2 separate regions of the Mus musculus genome follow, and region 2 is linked to region 1. The links are chromatin loops, found by intact Hi-C in ENCODE. Cell type or tissue: heart. All regions are shown on one strand. Links, peaks and the distances in the headings refer to the core of each region. The heading gives the core; the rest is flanking DNA.

Region 1 (5,379 bases), core at 73-5,072:
TTAGCCAGACATGTGACCCTTCACCCCTTAGTCTTATTGAGTTGTCAGGAGGGGACAGTCTTCCTGTCATTAGTCTTAGTAATTCCTCCTGCCACTTTTGGCTTTTTCTCAGTGCCAATCATTCATGGGTTCATCTCTACCTTTTACATCCTGCTTAAAGCTTTTAAGGCGCAGTATTTTGCAGGCAAACTTTGCCGGGTGACAGAGAAAAGGGAGTCTGTACTGTGACCTTTTCTTATGAAGCAATGAGTCTGGGAAAAGGTGGTCCCAAGGTTGACTCATTGCTAAATGATGCCAAGGGGAAAATTATCTAGGATTCCTTGAGCAATCCCACGACAGAGTGGTGGCCGAGGAGAGGAGAGTCAAGGAGGATTTCTGTTTGTGTGAATTTTGTGTGAAGAATTCTCTTACCTGGAGGCCAATAATGTTATAGGTTTATGGATCCCAAATCTGATACAGTTTTGGAATGCACTTTAAGAAAAATGATCTAAAGCACAGAATCTGGGCTAGAGATGGCAGTCAAGGTCATTGAGAGGATGAGGTCCGCTTCTTAGGATGACAGTAAGCAGGTTGCATTTCTTCCTTTGCATCTGTGACCTCCCTGAATCACAGGAAGGCAGGTCACTTGAGCTGCAAAGAGGTAGGAAAGCAAGTGTCTGCTGTCTGTGGTGCTGGGGAAGGGGAGAAGGATTTGTATTGGATGAGAACCACTTTGTCCCTACTGATGTCTGTGGGTGGATGCCTAATATCCCACAGTGGGACAGAAGTCCGCTGTCAAGCATGTTTGACTTGGTGGGATGCAGTGAGTTAATGCGTTCTCCCACTCATGTTCCTCTAGGATCACAGTATAATACTGGTCATCATGTGAGGGAAATGCTCATGAGCAGAGCACCTGTGGCCTCCCAGAGAGCCTCGTCAGGGACGCTGCTTCCAGTTCTGTGGGTTGTGGAGACACAGCAATTCTTTCTGTGCTTCTATACTCCCAGGCATCTCCTTTAGCTCATGAGGGGCCCCATGTCATCTGTACAATTCTCTGTAGGAAATTCTTTCTCCTTTCGAATGGTTTCTCCTGTCATATATGTGTGTGTGTGTGTTTAATTCATTTTAATATATCAGCAACACGATATTAATTGCACCAACAATTCTTTAGTTTTAAGGCCCCATCTAGGAAAGTTATCATGGCTAAAGTACAGAATATTTAGCCAGTATATTGGGGCAAGTGTGTAGGTGGGTGGTAGAGAATTTGTCTAAGATGTATGAGGGCCTGGTTCTCTCTCTCTCTCTCTCTCTCTCTCTCTCTTACACACACACACACACACACACACACACACACACACACACACACTCATACACACAGTATCTTGTCAACACTGACACAAAGCCAACTCTGTACTTGGGGTTAGCTAGCAAAACTTGATTGTGCCCAAAGGCAGCAATTTCAACACAGGCAACAGTGACAAGTGTCCTATGCTATTTCCTCACTTACAAGTCTTGTCACGGCATATTTGAATCTCCAGGTACTATTGAAGCCAAAATGTCTAGAGTCCAGTTTCTGAGGCTGGAGTCAGCTCTGTAGTGTGTCAGTCACCTGGCTTTGTAGGAGCAGTCTTGGAGTGATGTCCCAACTGTCGGCTCCTTCCCTGATTATTCTTGCTGTAAGGTAAATGGTGAAGGACCTCAGAGTCGAGGGCTCAAACCCTTAGAGTCATAGTTGGACCGTTTAACAGGAAGCTGACTGGAGAAGACAAGAGCTTCCCCAAGCCCTCTGAGCACCTGGCTATGCTCCTGAAGAGGACTTCCAAACAAGAGTGTGCCTTAGGCGGCTTCCCAGCTTCCAGCTGGATCCTGGAAAAGGCTCTTCCTCAATTTCCTGTTCTTCAGCATCATGGAAAGTGGTTTATTGCTCACCCCAACCCTGCTGCTGCTTTTCACATGGAAGGAGAATGTGTTACCCACAATTCTTTGCCATGAAGAGCACAGGAAACCGTTGGAGATGAGACTGCGATCCAGCTCCAGAGTGTAAGGAATGAGTGATCTCTCTCTCTCTCTTATATTCACACATGCGCACGCATGCACGCACACACACACACACACACACACACACACTGATGAGGGTGGGGAGAGAAAGAGGGAGTAAAGGAGGGAAGGAGGAAGAGAGAGAGAGAGAGAGAGAGAGAGAGAGAGAGAGAGAGAGGGAGAGAGAGAGAAAGAGAGAGAGAGAGAGAGAAACAAGAGTCAGGCTTGAGTCCTGCAGTTATTTCTGGCTTTGAATTGTGTCCAAGTCTCATACATTCACAGACGGCCTCGCCAAGGCCCACAGCTGTCCTGCATTTTCAACAGATCCCACAGGGCCTCGATCAGGCTGAGAGACATTCCTTTGCTCTGACACAGGGCCTAGAAGGAAGGGCTGTAACCTCTGAGGCTGTGGAGGTGGGAGCCTGCCACCCTGACCTTCCCAAAGTGCCCAGACATACAGGTGCAAGAGTGTGCTGGATGGCACAGCCCAGAGTGTGGCAGGACCTGTGGGTGATTGTCCTCAGAGCCCACAAATCCAGTGTGCTCTACTTTCTGTGGCCGTGGTGGAGAGACACATGCTCCTGTTGCTGTTTGGGATGCTTGTCACAGGAAAGGCATGCTCCTCTGGAGATCTTCCCAGCTGTCAGTAATGTGCTGATATACCAAGGCCAGTCCTGAGCAGGCTAGCCAGATAAACAGGATGTCCACAGTGTGTGAGAACACATGAGTGGAGCGACCCTCTCTGCCCATCTGTCAGCCCCATAAGGGACTGTCGTGCCTTGCTCCATCTGCCTGTCTAGGGCAGGAAAACAGGCAGCATGGAACATATGTGAGAAAAGCCCTCTCCCTGGCTACAGGGGCCATTGGTGAGACTGGGAAATCTGACCTAAATGGGAAGGAACATGGCTTTCTTGTTAGTTGCTTACTTGTCGGGAAGTACTTTAAAGACATCCCAACACACAGGGGAAGACATAATTAGATCATCAGTGGCTGTTGTGGGAGACAAGGGGGCTGGTCTTCAGGAACAGCTCTGCATGCCAGTGGAATCAGCTTCATGTTTTCTTCTTGTCAGACACACACTGGTTATTTATGTGAATATACAGAGACAAGTGACGCCTGTGTCATTGTCCTTCTTGTTTTGGAGACACTGTGTCTGTTGACGATCAGTGTGTAAACACGCTCTCAAGGCGGCAGGAGGAGGCACAGAGGCCCCTCCAATAGTCTGTGCAGACTGGGCCCTTGGAGGAAGAGCAGCAGACATCCTGGTGTGGGCTCTTCTGTGGTTGAGGGTGTCGAAGGTGAACCCCACAGTAAGAATGTGCTGATAGGACATTAGAGTTGAAAGTGAACCCAGTTTCTCTTCTGACCTGAACTGATGGATATGGGAACGATTGCTGTGATTGCACAAGATCTCCCAGGAGTGTGGCCAGAAAGTCAGATATGTGATTCTAATTCTCGGGGGCCCTGTGATGCTCTCTGTGGCGTGGTACATGTTCTCTACTTCCGGTACATCAGACGCAGCTTCGTTTACGTGGATTCAGTGTTGTTACTTACTGCTTTGATTTGAATAGCAACTGTTTTAATTCTCTGTGTTTTAAACTACAGTAGAAAGAACAAGAAGAAAACTCCTTCCACTTTGTCTTTTATTAGCTCAAAATTTAAAATTTGAAAGAGTTTAATGGGGGCTGGAGAGATGGCTCAGCGATTAAGGGCACCGACTCCTCTTCCAAGGTCCTGAATTCAATTCCCAGCACCACATGGTGGCTCACAACCATCTGTAACAAGATCTGACACCCTCTTCTGGTGTGTTTGAAGACAGCTACATTGTGCTTAGATATATAATAAATAAATAAATAAATAAAAGAAAGAGTTTAATGATGTAAGTAAGATGAGGCTAATTGCATAAGAAAGCAATTTTACAGTCTGACTTGTTAGAGGGAATCAGTATATACTTTTATGTATATATGTTTGTAACTGCATGCTGGATCACACATAAAACTTTTGTGTGTATGATTTTTTACTTCCATGTCTGTGTGTTCACCATGTGTACATCTGAGGGTTCTAGCAAATGAACCCAGGTCCTCAGTAAGAGCAGTCAGTGCTCAGGGATCTTCAGGCCTGCAGAATCACAGGAAACCGCTATATTTTCATATACATGTAGATTTACATGTCTGCCCTCCCTCTCGCACGCTTGCTCCCTCTCTCCCTTCTTCCTCCTCCTCCTGTCTTATCCCCCCTTCTATTGTTGCTGCTCTTATTTAGGACAGGGTCTTGTTCTGCCTCTCAAGCTGGTCTGAAACTCACTGTGTAGCTTAAACCATCCTCAAACTCATATAATTCCTCCTGCCTCAGCCTCCCAAGGGCCAGTTTCAGACACCACACCTATCAATGTGAGATGAACATTTTCAAGGTAAACAATATATCTGCCATACTGCTTTTGGTGGCACAGTAAATCGGTCCATCTTATATATTACAATATTTGCTCATCTTTAGTTGTGTTGGGTGCTTGAGGACAATTTTCCTCTCCAATAAGTTACTACATTGTGAAGTTTCACTGAATTGTACACTGGCTCTTGTCATAACCCCCATTTTCACGAGTAGAGTTTCTAGGTCAGAGGCTGTGCATGTCTGCAGAGCTTGCTGTCCATCAGATCTCTGTGCCCGCTTCTCTTTCCCTGTTCCAATATCCGTGGTTTGTATTTGGGGATGTGGGACTTTAACATCTAGCAAGACAGACAACAAACGGAAACAACAGAGCCTCTTCAGCTAGTAGCAGGGGCTATGCCCTTACCCATCAGGGCCTTCAGTTCCTAAAAGATACTGTCTGTGGAGAGCACAGGCACTGTAGAGACAGAGATGATGCATGCTTGTGACAAGGGTCTTCTCATTTGTATCCTCCAAGGGCAAGAGGGTGGTGACTTTCAAGTTCACAGGGTCCTCGGAAGGAGTCCCTGCTCACATCTCAGATGTTCATCCCAGAGACCTCCCAGCCATGTCCGTTTGACTTGAGAAGAGGGATGAGCACAGTTTTGTAACAGCCTGGAAGTTGTTAATTAGAGAGCAAGCATGTGGACAGCCTAGGGACACTGAGACCTTCGGTTCTGTGCTTGAGTTGCTACCCTCACCTCTGATGTGCAGTTGCTTTTAGTATGGAGAGTGAGTGCCAGCTATGTTCACTTACCAAAGGATGGAAAGCGAAACCGTTACATTCTGAGAGATTGGCGTCTATCTAACTCTATCTACTGCACTATCACGCTTTGAAGACAACTCCAGAAGGAAAAGTGCCTCTACGTTTCATTTTTGCAGTGTGACCCCGTGACATCGTGCTGGCTGGTTTCCTTGCATCAGAAAGAGTCATAGCTA
Region 2 (5,379 bases), core at 97-5,096, 58 kb before region 1:
CAAGTTTATAACACACTTTTCTTGTTTTCTTATCCTCACTATCAATGTTTTAATGCTTTCCTGGGGGGTATGGAGGGACAAAGGTAGGAACAAAAGCTGAGTAGTTTACATGCTGCAGAAAGGAACATGGCTTAGGATTAGGGGGAGGGAATGAGTTAATTTCAGAGCCACTGTGCTGGTTTGTGATGTCATGTGGAGCTCTGGGGAGCCCGTCCATGCTGAAGAAACAGCTCTGGTCTGGGAGGAGCTCTGGGGAGTACTTCCATGCTGAAGTCATAGCTCTGGGCTGCAGGGGTGGTGGTGGTGGTGGTGGGGGCTGGACCTGGGAAGGCACCCATTAAGATATCACCTCAGTAGAGCCATGGTCTTCTAAACTTCCAGGTTTGATGAGAATTTTCCTAGTTGGCCAAAATATGAACAATTTCTCTCTTCACATATTATTTAAACAGTGTTTAAAAAATCTCAGGGATATGAAATTTACATAGCTATAATACATAGTTACTGGTTATAATGACCTATAAGTCAGAATAATTAAGTTATAGTCTTTAGGTCGCTTGAGTTAAGGCCAGTAACTTTTCTGAGAGTTTTCCTGGGGTTACACATACGCTTTTGCATCTTTGTTTCTCTGTGTCGTTTGAAACATACAGCCCTCAGAGACCCATTGGGATGCACATAGCCTCTACCAGGCTTCAGGAGTCCACCAGGATTGAGTGGTCAGTGTGGATCCAAAGGAAAGGTTTGAATGCTGGTACTTGTGTTTGGTCCCCGATTTCTCACTATGGGGGCAACTCAGGCTATCACCACACACTGTACTGTAAACTAAACCCTTAGTTGAAGCTAAGCCTATACAAAATAATCACTACGACGCAGCATACAGAGGTCCCACTGGCACATGGCCATTCCACTGGAGACTGTCTGTGGGATTCTGATTTGTGGTGACTCTAACGAAGTGCAAACAGTTCGCTAGCCCCAGATAATCTTTAAACATGGGCAATAGATTGTGTTATTTGCAAAGAGTTTACCTCCAAGCCTACTGTGGTGCTTACGTTCCTGCTCAAGAATGGAGGGTAGTTTTTGTTTGTTGGGTTTTGCTTTTCTTAAGTGGCAATTCCAGTGGCTTAATGGTTAAGAGCACTGGCTGTTCCTACAGAGGACTCAGCTTTAGTTCCCAGCACCTACATGGTGGCTTGCAAACATTTGTAACTCCAGTTTCAGGGTGATCTGATACCTTCTGACCTCCAAGGACACTAATCATGCATTTGGTGGACATACAGACAGCCCCCCCCAATACATGTAGACAGACAACCTCATAGACATAAAATGAATCTAAAAAAGTAGCAATTCTAAACCTATAAAATTAAACTGTGATCTTGATTATTTGTTTGAGGGCTGAGAGTCGGCATTGACAATAACCTTTCAACCATTGTACCAAGACCTTAGTTTGTCGTAATGGTAAGTTTTAGCTTTGTTTGTCTTTACTGTCAAACCCTAAGAACGTTAGTACGTGGTACCCACACTTAAATCATAATAAGAAACCTAGATTTGTTTGCAGTTTTTTAATCCGTTGTTAATAAGCTCCAAGGAACACAGCCTTGTCTAATAAACACATCAAGCTAATGGGTACCAGAGCCGTTCAGAGGAGGGATTGTTGTTTGCTGTTTAGATTCCAGTCAGAATTAATCAACAATGGATGGGGCCTGCTGCATTTATTAGCAGCTCAAATCTCTGTGATTTAATGCCAGGTCTCTTTGACTCATTCCAGTGAGTGCTGGCAGGTTTACAGCGTGGATACATACTTACATCCTCCGGCCTTAAAAAGAAAAGGAAAAATAAGGCCTACACGGAGACCACAGGATTGGCAAGCATTTCCCAAGAGCCATTTTGAATTTAGCCCTGTACAGTGAGCCTGTGAATAGGAAGCAATTGATTCAGGAACAGTGGGGCCCCTTTTTTTTTTTTTTTCTTTCTTTCTTTTTTTAATGCCGAGAAAGCCTTCAGCTGTGCAGATGGCTGGCTGGCATATCCCATCTGCTTTTGTCTTTTATTTTCCATGTTGTTCTACTTTCTTCTCACACTTTACATAGCCTTTCTTTTTTTTCCCTTAGCTCCAAGCTTCCCAATTTGGGGGAGTGGGGGACAAGGAGAGATTGCCGGGCTTAGCAAGGGGCTGGACCAGCCACAGACTCTTTCCCACAGGTTGATGGCCTGCTGCTAAATCTCTGGCAATGCCACCTGCCTGTCACAGTCAACCCCAGGATGTTCTTTGCACAAAAGTGTCAACTTTTGAATGAATCCTCTGGAAGCAAATAGAAAGATTAATCTAGAGAACCCCGACTCCACCTTGGAAGCTCAAAAAAAAAAACCCAAAAACCCCCAAAAAACCATACCTCCTTGTTGAATAGCCCCGTTTCAGGACATTTACTTATTTCAAAGTGACCTCATTTCTCAATCACAAAGAGCAGCATTCTTTACCAGAACCTTCCACAGCCTGTGGCCATCTGTCCTGCTTCTCAGACGTGACTGTGTTGCCAGAACAGATTATTTGTAGAAAGACTTTATTATCAAGAAACTCTTCAGTAAAAACTGGATGGAATCTTTGTTACTCTAAAACCATTCACCTTCCTTAAGGACAGGACTTGCCATGGCTTCCCTCATGTCGCTCCTTGGGGGTCGTGTACTGTGGGCCTGATAAAGGTTTCATGGCCTTGAACTGACTGTACCTGAGGATGACTTTGAACTCAAGCTCCTCCCTGGACTCTCAGCCTTTGGAATGCTGGGATTACAGATATGTGCTAGCATAACTACTTTATATGGTTTTGAGGTCCACCTTACAACCTTGCTCATGTTAGGCAAGTGCTCTTCCCTGAGCTGTATTTTGGCCTGGTACTTGCACACTGAATGAGTTTGAGTCAGTCTCTATTTTTGTCCCTAGAAACAAAATTTCTTTCCTCCTGTTATGCTTCATGGACTTTCCTTCTCATCTAGAAATACATTCTGAAGAACATGAAGGAAACTGGACATTTGTTCAAATATGTCCACATCACATACTTAAGATGTATCTTAAGGTTTTAGTAGTGAATCTGTGTAAAGATGAGAAACCCCAGCCTGTTTGCCACCTGTCTGTCCCTATGCACCCTATGGGGACATAGTTCCTTCCAGGAAACAGAAACTTGGTGGGGATTTTTCCTCTTCTTTCTCATAATTGGTCCAGAAACGGGGAAAAATAGGACTTCGAAATAGCTGCTGGGAGCTGTGGAGCAGCAGCGACAGGGTCCTTCCTGCCTTCATCTGCACCCAGGAGCTGGGGCTGTTCTGCAGCCCTCTGTGCATGGGTCCTGCCAGGGGAGAGTTGGTCTCCCAGGAGTGCTGACGCTGGCTTACAGGCCCACAGGGGTTGTGTGTGTGTGGGGTGGGGTGGGGGAGGGTGGAAAGCTTAAGCCAGAGACAGCAAGACCAACTAACACCAGACATAACCAAATGGCAAAAAGCAAGCCCAAGAACCTTACCAACAGAAACCAAGGCTACATGGCATTATCAGAACCCAGTTCTCCCACAACAGCAAGTCCTGGATACTCCAACACACCAGAAAAGCAAGATTTGGATTTAAAATTACATCTCATGATGCTGATAGGGGACTTTAAGAAGGACATTAATAACTCCCTTAAAGAAATATAGGAGATCACAAGTAAACAGATAGAAGCCCTTAAAGAGGAAACACAAAAATTCCTTAAAGAATTAGAGGAAAACACAATCAAAAAGGTGAAGGAATTGAACAGAACCATCCAGGATCTAAAAATGGAAGTAGAAACAATAAAGAAATCACAAAAGGAGACAACTCTGGAGATAGAAATCCTAGGAAAGAGGTCAGAAGTCATAGATGCAAACATCACCAACAGAATACAAGAGATAGAAGAGAGAATCTTATATGCAGATGATACCATAGAAAACATTGACATAACAGTCAAAGAAAATGCAAAGTGCAAAAAACTCCTAACCCAAAACATCCTGGAAATCTGGGACACAATGAGAAGACCAAACCTAAGAATAATAGGTATAAAAGAGAGTGAAGATTCTCAACTTAAAGGGTCAGTAAATATCTTCAACAAAATTATAGATGAAAACTTCCCTACTCAAGCCTCAGGGAGTTTAGAGGTCAGGTGGGGTTGGGGATGGGGACATTCACATGGAAACAGGGGGTAGGGAGGAGGTATGGAATGTGGAACAGTTGGAAGGTGGACGGGACAGGGAATAAAATATGGAGTGTAAAAATATAAATAAAGAAAAAAGAAAGACCAAAATGTTTAAAAACTGTGCATGCCTGGGTTTATGATGTTTGTAGGAGAGCAGGCATATGTGTATATATGCACACATGGAGGTCAGAGACAATTCTGTGGAGTCAATTTTCTCCTTCCGTGCGTACATAGGTTCTAAGGATTTAACTCTGGTCACCAGAGTTGCATGGCAAGTGACTTTACCAAGCAAGCCATGTCACTGACCAAGAGGAAATATTTTGAACCTTGGCATGGGCATCTCAGTGCCTTTGGCAGGCCAGAGCAGTGGCATGAATTACTGGATCAGGTGTTACACAGACAGTAGCAATGCTAGCATACAGAAAGCAGACAAGACCAAGAGATTGCAGAGGTCAGTTATACTTTGGGGGCATGTGCTGTTGTCTAGGTGCTTGTAGACTATGCTGCCGTGTCAGCTGGATTTTAAAATGTGTTCCTGCCCTCCTGATTCTGTTAGGAAATACCAACTTAGATCTCAGATGCATTTTATTTTTGGGATTCACTCCTCCCAAGGCAGGTAGGAGAATAGAAGAACCTTCAGCCTCAATCATTTTGTCCTAGGATTCTCCAGCAAGTCTCTGGCTAATGAGGTGCTAATGGGGTGTTATCACTGGCCACTAGACTGAAGCATCAGACAGGCTGGTAAATGCACTTTAAAGTGTGCCTCTAATGGTACGATAAGCAGGTTTCCTGCCTTAGCCTGAGCTTTGTGTCCTAACTCTGGGTTATAGGATCTAGACTAACACATTGGCTCTTTCTCACTTAGGGAAGAAGTGGCAGCAGAGAGTGGCTCCAAGGCCTGGACTTGCTGTGCTTGATTTAGTGAGTAAAGCTTCATATAGGCAGCCTCTGAACAATTAATTGCAAACCTTCACACCCTCTCCAAAGAGACAAATAGACGCTCAAGCCATCCCCTATAAGAGGAGCTTATTGTTATGACTAGCTGTTGCTATGACAACCTTGTTAGGGCCACCTTGCAATCATGTCCCTGTATCAGGAGGTGGTTATGGCTGACTTGGGCTTCTGTTCTGCTTCTGTGACCCTGCCTATTTTGCCCACCAAATCCCCCTACCTCTGAGGTATGAAAACC

What was found. Hi-C counts contacts between places; a loop is a spot of excess contacts. Peaks named below come from ENCODE experiments on the same cell type or tissue, not always from the same donor. Only the 100,000 strongest peaks of a DNase experiment are listed, where the experiment ranks them.
Region 2: a loop joins it to region 1, with 1.8 times the contacts of the local background. A loop is called at or near these places in 1 of 42 quality-filtered maps.

What each region holds. Positions count from the first base shown.
Region 1 is chr3:37,873,128-37,878,506 of GRCm38, forward strand. No RefSeq gene overlaps it. Among named protein-coding and RNA genes, the nearest start is that of Gm20755, 23 kb to the right of the region's middle. In heart, for the core only: a CTCF peak has its summit at 2,790; DNase peaks (open chromatin) are centred at 1,884, 2,354, 2,684 and 3,434; H3K27ac peaks cover 2,288 bases.
Region 2 is chr3:37,815,154-37,820,532 of GRCm38, forward strand. No RefSeq gene overlaps it. Among named protein-coding and RNA genes, the nearest start is that of 4930556A17Rik, 10 kb to the right of the region's middle. In heart, for the core only: no CTCF peak of the experiment used is centred there; no DNase peak of the experiment used is centred there.